Regions from separate parts of the Mus musculus genome. Here all the other regions are linked to region 3. A link is a loop called in an ENCODE intact Hi-C map of the cell type or tissue named here. Cell type or tissue: heart. All regions are shown on one strand.

Region 1 (5,000 bases), 48 kb after region 3:
TTCAGTCACCAGCCATAGTCAGCATGTTTTCTAACATATCTCAACTTGTTCTTCCTGATATTTTATTCTCTTTGACCAACATGTCTGCAATATTCTCTGCCTTGACACATTTTGGTGTTTGTAATAGGTTAAGTTGGATTTTCTGGATCTACCTAGCCATTTTTTGCTGTGGTTAATGACCATAATTAAATGAGAAAATGAATGCAAATAGTAAACCTTTAAATTAAAAATAGCATTGTGAAATCCATATTTGTGGTGTTAACATATTTAGTATACAGATATTCTCACAAATTGGTGAGAAGAATCATGTGACCAGTAGACGTGTGAATGGTGTTCTAACTTGTGTGACAGCCAGCAAGCTGCAAATTTCCTTGTAAGGTGCCAGTATTCATACATCACCTTGGCTAGAGTTGAAAACTATTATGTCAGGTACAGAGTGTCCAGGAAATGGCACTCTGATATATTGCTGCCTGAAGTATTAGTTCCTGTGACTTTCCAGGAGAGTGAGACGACAATGCATTTCCAGAGAAGAGTAGTGTCTGTTCTTACCATCTACACTGACAAACATACTGGTGTGTACTGTGACAGGAGCATGCCTGCCATTCCAGTCATTTGGGAGGCAGAGATAGGACGAAGAATTTGTGTTTAAGCTAGGCTCTATTATGTGGGCCTGTAATCTTAGCCAATCAAAGGCTGAGGCATGAGTGTTCCAAGTTCAAGTCTTGCCTGGACCAACAGAACAACTTCAAAAACAGCCCAGACAACCTTTCATCAAAATAAAAAGTTAAAAGGGGTAGATGGATTAGCCCTTAGACCTCATCAAGAGCTATTTTGTGGTGGATAGTGGTTAATGCAGAAACTCAGCAAGCCATCACAGCGCATCAGTGGGATGCTCAGCCACAGATGTGGTGTCGACAGCACTGCATCCCAGCCCTCAGATGTGGTGTCGACAGCACTGCATCCCACCCCACAGATGGGATGTCGACAGCACTGCATCCCAGCCCTCAGATGGGATGTCTACAGCACTGCATCCCACCCCACAGATGGGATGTCGACAGCACTGCATCCCACCCCACAGATGGGATGTCTACAGCACTGCGTCCCACACCACAGATGGGATGTCTACAGCACTGCATCCCACCCCACAGATGGGATGTCGACAGCACTGCATCCCACCCCACAGATGGGATGTCTACAGCACTGTATCCCACCCCAAGGCTCGGGGCCATCTTAGAGGAGGGGCAGAAAGATTGAAGGGCCAGAACTTGCAGCAAATAGTGTCTTCTGCAACACACACTTAGGAAACAGGACTCACATGATTCTAGCCGCATCTAATCTGAAAGCTTTCTTCCTGCAGTCTCCCTTCCATGGTATCAGAAAATACTGTCCAAGCTGCCAAGGGAGGGAAGGAGTTAATAGGCTTACCTAGCTGCAACATCCATGAGCCACAGCAATGACTATCATGGCATAAAGGTGACACTAAGTGACAGTCACATGTTAGTGGTAACCAATGACTGCCTAATTGGACTTTGGGCCCATGCAACAAGAGGAAAATCAGGCTTTGCATTAGAAACCTAGCCAACTTTCTGGAGCTAGTGAGGTCATGGGTTTATAAAAGAGTTTACAGTGGTTGTTTTACTAGAGCAGAATGAAGTAGAAACTTAAGGGTTCTTTGGAAAGTCAGTTGTGTTGGATGGTGTTTTACTGGGACAAACACCATGAGGGACTGTTTCTTTGTGAAGAAACATTTTGCTCAGACAGACATGGGTGAAGGATGTTCTGCTAAAGCAAGCAGGTGAAAGGACATTGGGCTTCCTACCTAATGATACACATGTATCAGTCTGCTTTATATTGTGTAGTTGAGCTCATTTTGTTGAGACGCCATAGAGAGAAATGCACCAAAAAAAAAAAAAAAAAAAAGTCTGATGGTGTGCTGGTGGCCTTTTGTTGCTTCTGTGGACTCGGGCTGATTGGCAGAGTGATGTCAGCTGAGACAGACTCATGTGCTGAGGCAAGACAGGTGGTGAGCAAGAACCATGGAGGACACATGATGTTTGGAGGGAGTATAAATAGCACTCGATGGACAGTGATGGAGGCTGAGCTAGGCTTGCTTATAGAGCCAGCTGTGCTACGCTTCTTGGTCTCACATCTTCACTGATCTTCACTTCGCTGAGAGAGACACAGCTGAGAACTTTTCCTGCTGCTCCTGTTGGCCCTCATCCCTCCTGAAAATTGTGCCAATTTGGCTGAGGCCTAGCTGTTCCTCTAGGCCATGCCAGCACTGCTGCTATCCCAACACTACTGAGTTGGACTGCTGATCCATGGTCCACGAAGTGTTGGTGAGTGGATTGAGCTGACCTGGGAATGGAACTACAGATTTCCTTGCAACACAGATGGGATTTGCCCCAGAGAACCATTTCTAAACAGGTCCACTTTCTCCGTACCCTTTGTTTTCCACCACCCCTGGTGGGCTAGAAGGGAGGTTAAAGCATTTGTGAACCATAATTAAAAATAGGTTTTGAAAAAAATTAAGATTACACCAGCATAATTCCCAATTGCATTCAATATCTGATCCTTATACTTCAAGGAAATATAGCTATCACCTGTTAGTTATCAAAGAGCAAATGGAGACTGTTGCAGACAGCTACACCTAGACACAATGCAGGGATCAGTAGAACATGGGGAGCCTAACCTGAATATCTATATCACAGCCCCTTGCATCTCTGGTTCAGAGAACACTGAGGAAGCAAAAAGACTGTGAGAGCCAGAATACCAGAAGTCTGCAACAGTCTCTCATAGAAACGGCTGCATAAACAAGACTGGAACAATACCAATATCAGTTGACATACTGCCGTAGAAGGGGGAGAATTTGTGGAGTCCCACAACTATACAAAGGACCATCTAAAACTTATGATTGTTGGGAAAGAGAGAATTAGCTCTTCCAGAGATACCCCTTATTGGTTGTCCATTCAAAGTGGTCAGAATTGAAACCATATACACACAAACATATACACTACCATGCTGATTCATACATTTGTAATTTTTCAATAGAATAAAAGCTCCATATATAAAATAAAGATTTTTTAAAAGAATGGCTGCATTATACATCTTAACTGCATTTTCTGTAATCTGAATCAAGAATATTTACATGTTATGTTTAAAGAATCTGATCTTGTTTAGCAAGATTTGAAGCTTGTTGGTTCTTCTGAGACCCATTTATAACTAAAGGCAGATCTTTTCCTTTATTTTCTTTTTGGTGGTTGTTTTCCCTCAATACAACACTGAGACAAAGACATCTCCAGCAATTTGTTAACTCCTCACACGTAAGCACGTTAGCGGATAGGTTGTTAATTGACCTTGAATATTAAATGGTGATGAAAATATTCTGATATGTGTCACTTGTCACCTTGCTGTCCTTTTGATGACCTTTCTTCCTGTGGAGCTGTTGTTACCGTATGGTATAGATTTTTAAAAAGAACCAAAACTTTCTGTTACTGTTGCAAAAATGGATCAACACAGAAGACCAAGAGAGCTCAAACCACCAGAACACAAAACCTAAATTGTGCTGTAGGCCTGACTGTAAGAACCAAGGATATTTTACTGTGTGTTGGTCCAGTACGGTAAGATAGTGTTACTAGGTACAGTGGTTCATGCTTACATACTTGAGGGATACAATTTGTTAAATTTTGGTTTGTGCAGGAAAGGATGCTGATCGGTTGAAATACTGATCAGGTAAATCTGTGACTCACAAGCTTTGTGTGTGTGTGTGTGTGTGTGTGTGTGTGAGAGAGAGAGAGAGAGAGAGAGAGGGGAGGGGGGAGAGAGACTTTTAGATTGTCTGGAATTTTGTAAATAAATAGAATCATACTGTATTTTGCCTTCCCTATATAGCACAGCGTAATTACTTTGACATTCTGCTGTGTTTCAGTTATTTGCTCCTTTTTTAAATTTAGTATTATTCAGTTGTATAGATGCATCACTTCTCTACCTGTTGATGGGCATTTGAAGGTCTTACTGCTTTTGAGGCTTTTAGAAATACAGCTGGGATTATGAGATAGTAGGCTTATTGGTGCTTAGCTCTTTTTGTTTTTATTTTTATGTTTAAATCAGGATATTCGTTTTTTGACAATTGAAATGTAGCAATGTATTTTTTTTTACTATGAATTCTGGATAGTAACCCTTATTCTCATGTATCCTAGTCATATATATTTGTAGATATTCTCACATACTTTGTATATTCCCCACTCTCTGGGTTACCATTTCACTGTGTTATGTTTAATTTTTCCACTTAGAAGCATTTACTTTGCTATATTACTTGTATTAGTTAGGGTTTTACTGCTGTAAACAGACACCATGACCAAGGAAAGTCTTATAAAAACATTTAATTGGGGCTGGCTTACAGGTTCAGAGGTTCAGTCCATTATCATCAAGGTGGGAGCATGGCAGCATCCAGGCAGGCATGGTGCAGGAGGAGCTGAGAGTTCTATATCTTCATCCAAAGGCTGCTAGTGGAAGACTGACTTCCAGGCAACTAGGGTGAGGATCTTAAGCCCACAGTGACACACCTACTCCAACCAGGTCACACCTATTCCAACAAGGCCACACCTCCAAATGGTGCCACTCCCTGGCCCAAGAATATACAATCACATTCCACTCCCTGGCCCAAGAATATACAAACCATCACATTACTCTTAATTTATTTTGGCTTTTGTAGCCAGAGCTTTAGTGTGACATGCCAAAAGTCATTGCCAAGGCCAATGGCCAGAGGATCCCCACCATGTTCTCTTGTAGAATTCTGTTTTATGCTTTTAGGTCCCTTTTTAGTTTTGAGTTGATTTTTGTATAAGCTGTAAGATAAAGTTTCAGTTCCATTCCTTTGCACATGGAAATAGTTTCCCCAGCATCATTTGTTGAAAGATTATCTTATCCCCATCATGTCTTCTTGGTACCCTGTCTCCATAGTTAACCATATGCATTGGAATTTATTTCTGGCTTCTTTA
Region 2 (5,000 bases), 140 kb after region 3:
CTCTAGGATGCAGTGATGGAACCTGATTCCATTCAGTGTGGCAGTAATTACTGTTGTCATCCTTTTGAAAGAGAAAGGGAGTACTAAATAATAAGAGAAAGATGGCAAACTCTCATTCTTACATCGAGCAAATATGTAATAAGGGGGAAATACCTAAAGCTTTCTGGTGATATTTCTCTTTGGATTTGAGAAAACTTTTTGTTTGTTATTTGAAATATGCTGTACAAAGACAAATGTGTGCAAACACATGTCCACAAGGCTAAAGAAGCATTGCATAGGTCTTCAACATTAACTCTGCATATTCTTTGCTGGTGCCTGCTTTTAGGATATGACTGCGCGGGACCTGCTACAGCAGCGGTACACGCTCCCCAACGGCGACACCGCCTGGCGCTCCTCACCCCTTGTGAGTGCTGCCCGGGAAGGCAAACTGGTCCTGTTGGATGGTATCCACCGCGTCAACGCTGGCACACTGGCTGTATTGCAAAGGTTTGCATCATAGACAGTCTTTATGCCAACCTAAACACTGAGATTTCAGGTCCTGAGGAATTTACAGTTCTATATTATTAAGCTGAATACAATATTATTAATATTTGGTTATAAACACATGCCTATCAGACCCCAAACCTCACCTCTGTGGCAGAATTTGCTGTGTAAGAGCTAAAGGATGAAAGTGTGCCAGCCGTGGCTCCAAGAGGCTTATGGACATAGATCAATATGTGCAACAAACCACACAGCTGGAGCGTCTGCAATTTTATCTTAACGATACGTCTAGACATCATCCCAGACAACATTGGAGCTGAGCTTATTGTAATATTTTTTTATTATTTAATTTTTTGAGAGAAAATAAAATTTAATATAAAATGTGTATTTATTTGCTTATTTCACTCAGCACAGATATGACCATTTCTGTAGCCTTCATTTTCTTATTTTGAGTGAGAAACAGTTTAATGTGGGAAGATTCTCTGTCTAATTTCTGTGGAAAGTCTTCCCCGCCTGTGTCATCTCTGAGGTTACTGATGCTTTTCATCCCTTTCCTACGGCATGACTTTTTAATCTGACTTACTGGGAAGTGTCAAATAAATGAAAGAAGCCACTTCTTCACCCAGCTAACCACAGTTTTTATCGCTGACAAGATGCAGGCACTGAGTGGAATGAAAGACTCCAAATGTGTTTGTTGTATTAATCTTGATTCGGTCTGTGTGGGTTTAAAAATAGTAATCACAAAGTTTTGGTGATTTACCACATTTCTTAGACTCATAATTTAATATTCTCTGCCAAACAGATAAATGTGGATACAAAAATAAGAAAAGGCTCAGCCCTCTCTTGTTGGCTGTCTCTCAGATGCCTGGCCAAGGACAAAAGAGCAGCAACAGCAGCAAGGAGCCTGTGCTGTGCTAAACCAGAGGCTCCAGTGTCAGCCTCAGGCCGCTTGCAGGATGGATGCTGACAAATGGAGCTATAAAATACAGTGCCTGGCCTCCATCCCTACCAGGGCTTCAAATGATACAGGCTGGAGTTTTTTACGTGGGCATTTTAAAATGCTGCCTAGGAATCCTAACTTAGGAAAACTGAGCAAGATGATGTTAAGCATGTATTTTAAATTACTTGTTCAATTTTCATACCAACTATATGAGATTGGCATTGTTGTCTTAATTTTTTTGCCTTAATTTTAGAGTAAAATTTAGAGAGATGGAATGGTTCTCCCTTCTCTGATTGTTCAGCACATTGGACTTGAACCCAGGCCTTCCAGACTGCACTGCCTGTGCTCATAGCTTCTAGATGAGTCTTTGCCCTCTGACCTTTGCAGACCTAGCAGTAGAGTCTTACACAGTATGGGAAGCTAGTTGCTTTGGGGCTGCCATGTGGAGGAGCAATGGAGTTATTTCTGAGGCTTTTGATATCTTAAGTCCTGCAATTTCAACAGTGAAATATTATAGTGATACTTTCCCTTTCAAAGCTGCATTGGATTCAGGAGTGTGTGTGGCTTACACGTGAAAACATGCCCCATGGGTGAGCTGAGGCATTGTCTCCCACCTCCTCCTCCCCTTCTTCATGTCTCTTCTCCCTCATACCCATCGCTGGCATTTGGGACTGCTCCTCTGCAGAGTCCAGCATGTCTGCCCAGGATAGTGCGTAATAGCACTGACGAAGTTACTGTTGTGAACACGCACCTAAGACAGTTGTTAGGCTTGTCCTCCAGCATGACATGCAGACTGAGTGATGCTGCCTCTCCTTACATCATTGATTAACTTGTTTCCCCCAACCCCTTCCCCATCAGACTGATCCATGACCGGGAGCTCAGCCTGTATGATGGATCTCGGCTGCTGAGGGAGGACAGGTACCTGAGCTTGAAGGAGAAGCTACAACTGACCGATGAGCAGCTACAGAACAGGTCATTTGAAGGACGTTATTATCAGTTTGTTTTTTAACTTTTATTTATTGTATATGTATGTGCATGGATGTGTATGTACACATACTACAGTTCACATACAGGAGCCAGAGAACAACTTGAGGGAATCTCCTGTCTTCTTCCTCCACTTGGGTCTTGGGGAGCCAACTCCTCCTGAGGCTTGGCAGCAAGCCAACCCTTGACTACACTATTCTTAGCGTTAACTTACTGCTAAGCTGAAAGTAGCAGTCTTTATTTTTAGCTAAGCTAGAGTCAAACCAAACAATAACTGAATGGCTTAGTTTGGTGTCCTGTGGATGAGATAGCCTGACACTTCTAAAACCTGAGGTTTAATCTAGGCCCTACTGACTTCTTAGCCTGTACTTTTAAATAACTGTCTCAACTGTATTAAGAAGGTAAGCCAGCTTTACTAGGAAGTCATGGGCATAACTGTGGATGTCCCTGAGGCATTGCTGGCCTCCTGCCCCCAGCTTCCTTACAGCTCTTTCACTAGGTATAACAGTCAAATGCTATGGGTGAGATTCGATTTTCCTGTAGCAGGAAACAACATGAAAACATTTACAAAACACAAATAGAAAAGATTAGACCTGGGAAAATGGCTCAGAAGTTAAAGCACTGTCTACACAGGCTTGATTTAAGTCTGGATCCCCAAAGCCCATATAAAAGCCAGGTACTATGTATACAGGAACTGTAACCCTGGCATATAAAAAGCCAGGTACTATGTATATAGGAACTGTAACCCCGGCATATAAAAAGCCAGGTACTATGTATATAGGAGCTGTAACCCCGGCATATAAAAAGCCAGGTACTATGTATATAGGAGCTGTAACCCCGGCATATAAAAAGCCAGGTACTATGTATATAGGAGCTGTAACCCCGGCATATAAAAAGCCAGGTACTATTTATATAGGAGCTGTAACCCCGGCATATAAAAAGCCAGGTACTATTTATATAGGAGCTGTAACCCCGGCATATAAAAAGCCAGGTACTATGTATATAGGAGCTGTAACCCCGGCATATAAAAAGCCAGGTACTATGTATATAGGAGCTGTAACCCCGGCATATAAAAAGCCAGGTACTATGTATATAGGAGCTGTAACCCCGGCATATAAAAGCCAGGTACTATGTATATAGGAGCTGTAACCCCGGCATATAAAAAGCCAGGTACTATTTATATAGGAGCTGTAACCCCGGCATATAAAAAGCCAGGTACTATTTATATAGGAGCTGTAACCCCGGCATATAAAAAGCCAGGTACTATGTATATAGGAGCTGTAACCCCGGCATATAAAAAGCCAGGTACTATGTATATAGGAGCTGTAACCCCGGCATATAAAAAGCCAGGTACTATGTATATAGGAGCTGTAACCCCGGCATATAAAAAGCCAGGTACTATGTATATAGGAACTGTAACCCCGGCATATAAAAAGCCAGGTACTATGTATATAGGAACTGTAACCCCGGCATATAAAAAGCCAGGTACTATGTATATAGGAGCTGTAACCCCGGCATATAAAAAGCCAGATACTATGTATATAGGAGCTGTAACCCCGGCATATAAAAAGCCAGGTACTATTTATATAGGAGCTGTAACCCCGGCATATAAAAAGCCAGGTACTATGTATATAGGAGCTGTAACCCCGGCATATAAAAGCCAGGTACTATGTATATAGGAGCTGTAACCCCGGCATATAAAAGCCAGGTACTATGTATATAGGAGCTGTAACCCCGGCATATAAAAAGCCAAGTACTATGTATATAGGAGCTGTAACCCCGGCATATAAAAGCCAGGTACTATGTATATAGGAGCTGTAACCCCGGCATATAAAAAGCCAGGTACTATGTATATAGGAACTGTAACCCCGGCATATAAAAAGCCAGGTACTATGTATATAGGAGCTGTAACCCCGGCATATAAAAAGCCAGGTACTATGTATATAGGAGCTGTAACCCCGGCATATAAAAAGCCAGGTACTATGTATATAGGAACTGTAACCCCGGCATATAAAAGCCAGGTACTATGTATATAGGAGCTGTAACCCCGGCATATAAAAGCCAGGTACTATGTATATAGGAACTGTAACCCCGGCATATAAAAAGCCAGGTACTATGTATATAGGAGCTGTAACCCCGGCATATAAAAAGCCAGGTACTATGTATATAGGAACTGTAACCCGGCATGAGGCAGAAGTTTAACCAAGGCAGGCAGATCTTTGAAACTAATTGGCTGACTAGCTTATCCCTGTAGATGAAGTTTCAGGTTCAGTTACAGACCCTGTCTTAAATATAAGGGTAGAAACCAGGGTTCAGATGTATCAGGGACGCAGCTGTAGATAGACCAGTCTGAGCTGAAGGCCAACCTTGTTATTCATAGTGAGGTCAGAGGCAGTCAGGCCTACAGCAAGACCATGTGTCAAAAAATACAACAAAAAAAATGGGGCAATCAGCTGAGGAAAGTTGGCTACCTCTGCTCTCATAAATGCACCTGTACTAACAAGAACCCACACACAGTACACAGCATAGGCACACACATGCACCTGTGCTAATAAGTACACACATGGTACACAACACAGGCACACACATGCACCTG
Region 3 (5,000 bases):
ATTGTTTGAGAGCCTTGAGCCTGCATCTTACACACATCAGTCTGTGTACATGTGTTGGTATGCCTGCTTTCTGCATTTGATGTGATTTCATTGTCTAACAGTAAATGGCTGAATGTGCTACAGTGTCTCAATCTATGCCATGCTGTAGTAGGCAAGCCTGTGGGTGCATTTTCTTAATCAGTGATTGATGTGTGAGGCCCACACGGGTAAGGCCTCCCCTGGGCTGGTGGTCCTGGGGTTTGTAAGAAAACAGGCTGAGGAAGTCAGGGGAAGGAAATGAATAAGCAACATCATGGCCTCTGAATCAGCTCCTGCCTCTGGGCTCCTGTCCTATTTGAGTTCCTGTCCTGACTTCCCTCAGTGACCTATGATAGTTACCTGGAAGTGTAAGCTGAAAAAAATCCTCCCCCACATCACCCCTGCAAACTCTCTTCTGGTGATGGTGTTTCACCAGAGAAATAGTAACTCTAACTGAAATAGTTAGGTAATAGTACCTCCTATTTGTGAATTGTGTCAAATAAGATTGTTAATTAAAGTGTTTAGCACAATCTCATGACATAGAGTATGTGCTCTGCATGAGTCAAGTCTCCCTAGAACAGGATGAATTGAATGAATATATGTTTCACAAAGGTGTTTAGTTTCCCCAGTAGGAACTGGGAAATCCAATATTGGTTGTCTGTACATTAGAGAGGTGGAGAACCTGGTAGCTGCATAGTCCACAAGGCTGGGTTCTTCAGCATTCTCTGCTGGTGGTGGAGGTTTCGAGGTCTCCTTTCAAGCCACTTCGTCTTCAGTCTCTGTTTGAGAATTGGATTCTCATGGCAGTGAATTATGATCCTCATCAGCCAGAGGCAGAGACAGGCAAGCAAGAGAAAGGCTTTTCCCTCCAACTCTTTCTTTTTAAGTTTCCTCAGGAAGGTACTGCACATGCTGGGTGGGAGAGTCTTCCCCTTTGAATTACTGCTTCCTTGAAATGCCCTCATAGACAGGTCAGAGCCTTGTCTTTTAGTCAAATCCAGACCTAATCTACTTGACTGTAACAATGGTCAACTATCTCAGGCTCAAAGGAGGAAAAGCAATTTGTAAATTTCTATGCTGCTTGCATGTTTGCCATTAACCCAATTCACATAGGGATTAAAAAAGAAAAGAAAAGGAAAAAAAGAACAACAACAACAACAACAAAAAGAAAATAAAAAGAGGATATGACTCCTCCTGGGTAAGAGGGTGGAGAAGGTGCATTATAGATGTGAGGGAGAAAACACAGAGGCAGAGGCATCTATCTGGCAGGGTTCAGAGTGAAAATGAACACCTGAGTGAGGGTGGTGTGTGTGTGTGTGTGTGTGTGTGTGTGTAGAGGGGAAGCTGGGAGAGGAGAGAGCCAGGATCCAGGAAGCCAGACCAGGAGACCAAAAGAGGACCAGAGTAGTCAAAGAGGCTGGATTGTAGATGGAAGAGCAGCTTGGGGGAAAGATAGTACTGCCTCTGGGTTGGAGAGTTCAGAGTAGGGGACTGAGTGCCTCTACCAGGAGGATCCTGTAACAGGTGGGAATGGAGAGATAGGAGGAGGATCTAGTGGCTAGTACCAGCTTTGATGTGTTAACAGGGACCTCTGTTAGCTTTTATCTGTTAACTGGCACCTCCTATAGCTGGTTGTCTCAGATTTGAGGCCTAACAGGTGTGGTTGTGAAATAGTGAGAATCTATCCATGTAATAATTATGCTGTTTTGACATCTTTAATGTTCACTCCTTTATTTTCGATTTCTCCAAACTAGTTTAAATTATTTCTCTGCCACCTCCATTTACTTCTAAGTTTAGTTCCTCGGGAAGTTTAAGTGCCTGGGAGGTGGGTGCTTAATATGGATGTAAGATACAGGTAGGTCTAGAATTGGCAAGGCCATTCTCTGAGAGCCAGGCCTGCATCTTGTTTGTTTGATTTCATTGTGCAGAACTTCATTAAAACTTTTTGCTTTGGTTAATTCACTCTTGACATTTTGGGGAGGCAGCCTAATTACATTAGACTTTGTTTGCTTTATGGAAGACTGCTGCTGCTTTTGGAATGCATGGTAGGGAGGGAGCCTTAGTCAAGTGTCCTACTTTTTCCTCACTAAAGACATAAATTATGTTTATATAACCCTTGCCTTGTAGCCTGACTGGATCCTTCTGGTAGTTGAACGTTTTTTCATTCACCATTATAGTGTAACATTTCCTCTTGCAGTTTAGAAGATGATAAAACAGGAGCGGCAAAGGAAGGCTAAACTGAAGCTTTCAATGCCTGTGGTGTGGAAACCCTGGGAAGATGACAACGAATTAAAATAGGTGAAGTTCCAGAATCTCTTGAATATTTTCTCCATTCTGAAAAAAGATCCGAAGCAGTATCGAGGGGAAAGCCCACAGTGCATCATAACACAGTAGGCTAGCAGCCAAGAAAGAAACAGGGCATACGCTCAACTGTGCTAAAGGTCTTTGGCATCTCCCCAGCTCCGGGCGTCCCTGGGGCGACCACGCCTGGGGCGGCGCGCCGGGCTCCGGTAGCCGATCCTACCGGCTGGCGCTCGGCCTGCCCTCCGCCCCGGGCCGGGCCCATCCCGCAGAGCCCGGCGAGCCGGGGGAAGGAGTTTCCGGCGGACCCGCCTCCCTGCCGCTTCCTGTCCCGCTCGCCGATCGCCTCCTGCCCGGTCCAGGGACTGTGCTTGTCCGAAGCCCCTGGAGGTCCCACGCATGCCTCCTGCACCATGCAGTCACGCCTCCTCCTCCTAGGAGCCCCGGGCGGCCTTGGGGACGTGGCCTCCCGGCGAGTGCGGCTGCTCTTGCGGCAGGTGTTGCGGGGCAGGCCGGGCGGGGACCAGCAGCGGCTGGAGGTCAGGCTGCTGCACTCTGGGGCGACCGACTCAGGTAACTGGGCCCTCCGCCTTCGCTGCCGCTGCCCTCGCTGCTTTGTGATGTGGGGCAAGGCGCTGGCGCCCCCTGGGCTCCACTCTGAAACCTTAGGGGTCCGGACTAAGGTCTCTGATGCCTAGGAACACAGTTTTCTCCCACTGGAGATTTTTGTACAAGAATCCTCACGTAGACTCTAGGACACTGAGAGGTTTATGCTGCAGCCTTTGGGGGCTGTTAAGACTCGTGCTTGACCTTGACCTTTGACTCCCGAGGGCTTGGTTTTGTGTCATGAGCCAAGTAGGGCTCGTGATGGCATAGACACGTGTACAATCTTGCTGGAGAACCTGTGCCCATGTTCCTTCCCAATTTTAACAGAAGACTCGGTTTCAAGCACTCTTAGAACTGAAAGTCATCGCTTTAGTTAAAACCCTATACTATAGTCGGAATGAATGAGTCCCAAAAAAGAGGGAAACAAAAAAAAAAAGTGCCTCGCTGAGGATCACAAGGTGAAATTGCGATTCAAAACTTGCCTGTCCTCGATTATAGCTTCTAGAGCATGTACTTGCTTTCCACTCTGTTACTCAGTTTTCATCTGCGTGACAACATTAAAACACACACACACACACACACACACACACACACACACACACACACACACACAGAGCAGCCTAAAACAAGGGAAGATTTCTTGGCTGGAAGTTACAGATGTTTCAGTGTATGCTTAATACTTTAATCACTGTGGCCTGTGGTGAGGCAGAAATTCGTGATGACAAGAGGACTTAGCAGAGGGAAGCTGCTCTCTCAGGGAGGCAGAGAGAGAGGAATCGGGGATAAGACCTACTTTTCAAAGAATCTACTTTGTCTCACTAGGTTCACCTCCTTGTGTGTGTCATCTCCAGATAGTATCATCTCATCTAATAAATCCATCATTTCACCAGTCCAGATGATAATACACTCTTATCAGAGAAGGCAGATGTCAAGGGTAGAATGTGGTACAATCTGACAGGCTTTGAGGTTGAGCAGTTTTGGGTAGACTCCGTTTGTTTGTTTGTTTGTTTGTTTGTTTATTTATTTATTTATTTATACTCTCTAGCTAACTATAAGAGCCATGAGTCAGCAGATAGAACATTTAATTGAAAAGAGGTTTTTAAAAAAATGAAAAAAAATTTGTTTTGTACTGATATGCCTCACTACAACAAGGGGCACTGAAACTGAGAACTTGTGTATTCACCAGAGACCTGGGCACATGTAAGAGCCCTCATGACAGAGTGAAAGATTAACTCTTGGCTATCCAGACTCCTAAGGTTAGGGCTTTCAAGGTGAGAGCGGCACAGTTGGAACCAGAGGTCATACACAGGCCACAGCCGTAGCACAGAAAGCAGCAGGCTGTGATGGATGAGTGTGGATGCTGGGAAGACTCTCAGTTGTACTCCAGCACGTGACCAGACTCCCTTTGTCCTCTGTTGTCACTGCTTCCTAGCAGTGTGACGGGAGAACAAAGTACATGAAAAACAAACTCAAGTTGTAGACTTTGCTTCTCCCGAACTGTATGCCTGTTTGTCTTGTCTGCACGGTCCTTTGGTGCCTGTCATCACTGGGTACCTAACAAGCGTTCGGTGGCTTACTGGGTCAAAGTTCATGGAGACTGTTTTTGTGAGAGGCTGCAATTGCTTTGCTGGCTTTCATGATAGTATACCTTTACTAAGCTTGATATGAAGGGGGAAGAGGCCATTTATGTAAACAGTAAAAAAGAAGTTGGGCAACTTTAATCCCAGTACTGTGAGTTGAAGATCAGCCTGGTCTATAACAGTTCCTGCATAGCCAGCTCTATGTAGAAAGAATCTGTCTAAAAAAAAAAGCTTAAACCAAACCACCCCAAACAAACCAACAGACTCTCACAGCTCCTGCTTAGCATCCCTTTCCGTCGGATGGGGTAGAACCTATAACTTGTAAATTCTTTATCTGTATGCTTTAATTAGTAGGAGTGGTATCTCAAGGTTTTAGAAACAAATGGTCAGTCAGCAAGGAGGTTATCACTCCACAGCATAGTTGATGGATCACTGTGACATCATCATAGATGGGGCCAGCTGGCTCAGTAGGACTGGATCTCAGAAACTGACGAG

What was found. Peaks named below come from ENCODE experiments on the same cell type or tissue, not always from the same donor. Only the 100,000 strongest peaks of a DNase experiment are listed, where the experiment ranks them.
Region 1: it touches region 3 in a loop (2.0-fold over the local background); 7 of 42 quality-filtered maps call a loop at or near these places.
Region 2: it touches region 3 in a loop (1.8-fold over the local background); 2 of 42 quality-filtered maps call a loop at or near these places.

What each region holds. Positions count from the first base shown.
Region 1 is chr14:78,894,198-78,899,197 of GRCm38, forward strand. All of the region lies in intron 2 of Vwa8 (von Willebrand factor A domain containing 8), which reads left to right. Among named protein-coding and RNA genes, the nearest start is that of Vwa8, 48 kb to the left of the region's middle. In heart, no CTCF peak of the experiment used is centred here; a DNase peak (open chromatin) is centred at 2,284.
Region 2 is chr14:78,981,911-78,986,910 of GRCm38, forward strand. Vwa8 (von Willebrand factor A domain containing 8) reads left to right here. Exons shown (of 45, transcript NM_027906.1): 13 at 326-486; 14 at 2,279-2,392. Among named protein-coding and RNA genes, the nearest start is that of Vwa8, 140 kb to the left of the region's middle. In heart, no CTCF peak of the experiment used is centred here; no DNase peak of the experiment used is centred here; H3K27ac peaks cover 1,289 bases.
Region 3 is chr14:78,846,552-78,851,551 of GRCm38, forward strand. Vwa8 (von Willebrand factor A domain containing 8) reads left to right here and starts at 2,627. Exons shown (of 45, transcript NM_027906.1): 1 at 2,627-2,892. The coding sequence starts at 2,733. In heart, a CTCF peak has its summit at 2,968; a DNase peak (open chromatin) is centred at 2,570; H3K4me3 peaks cover 1,600 bases; H3K27ac peaks cover 2,421 bases.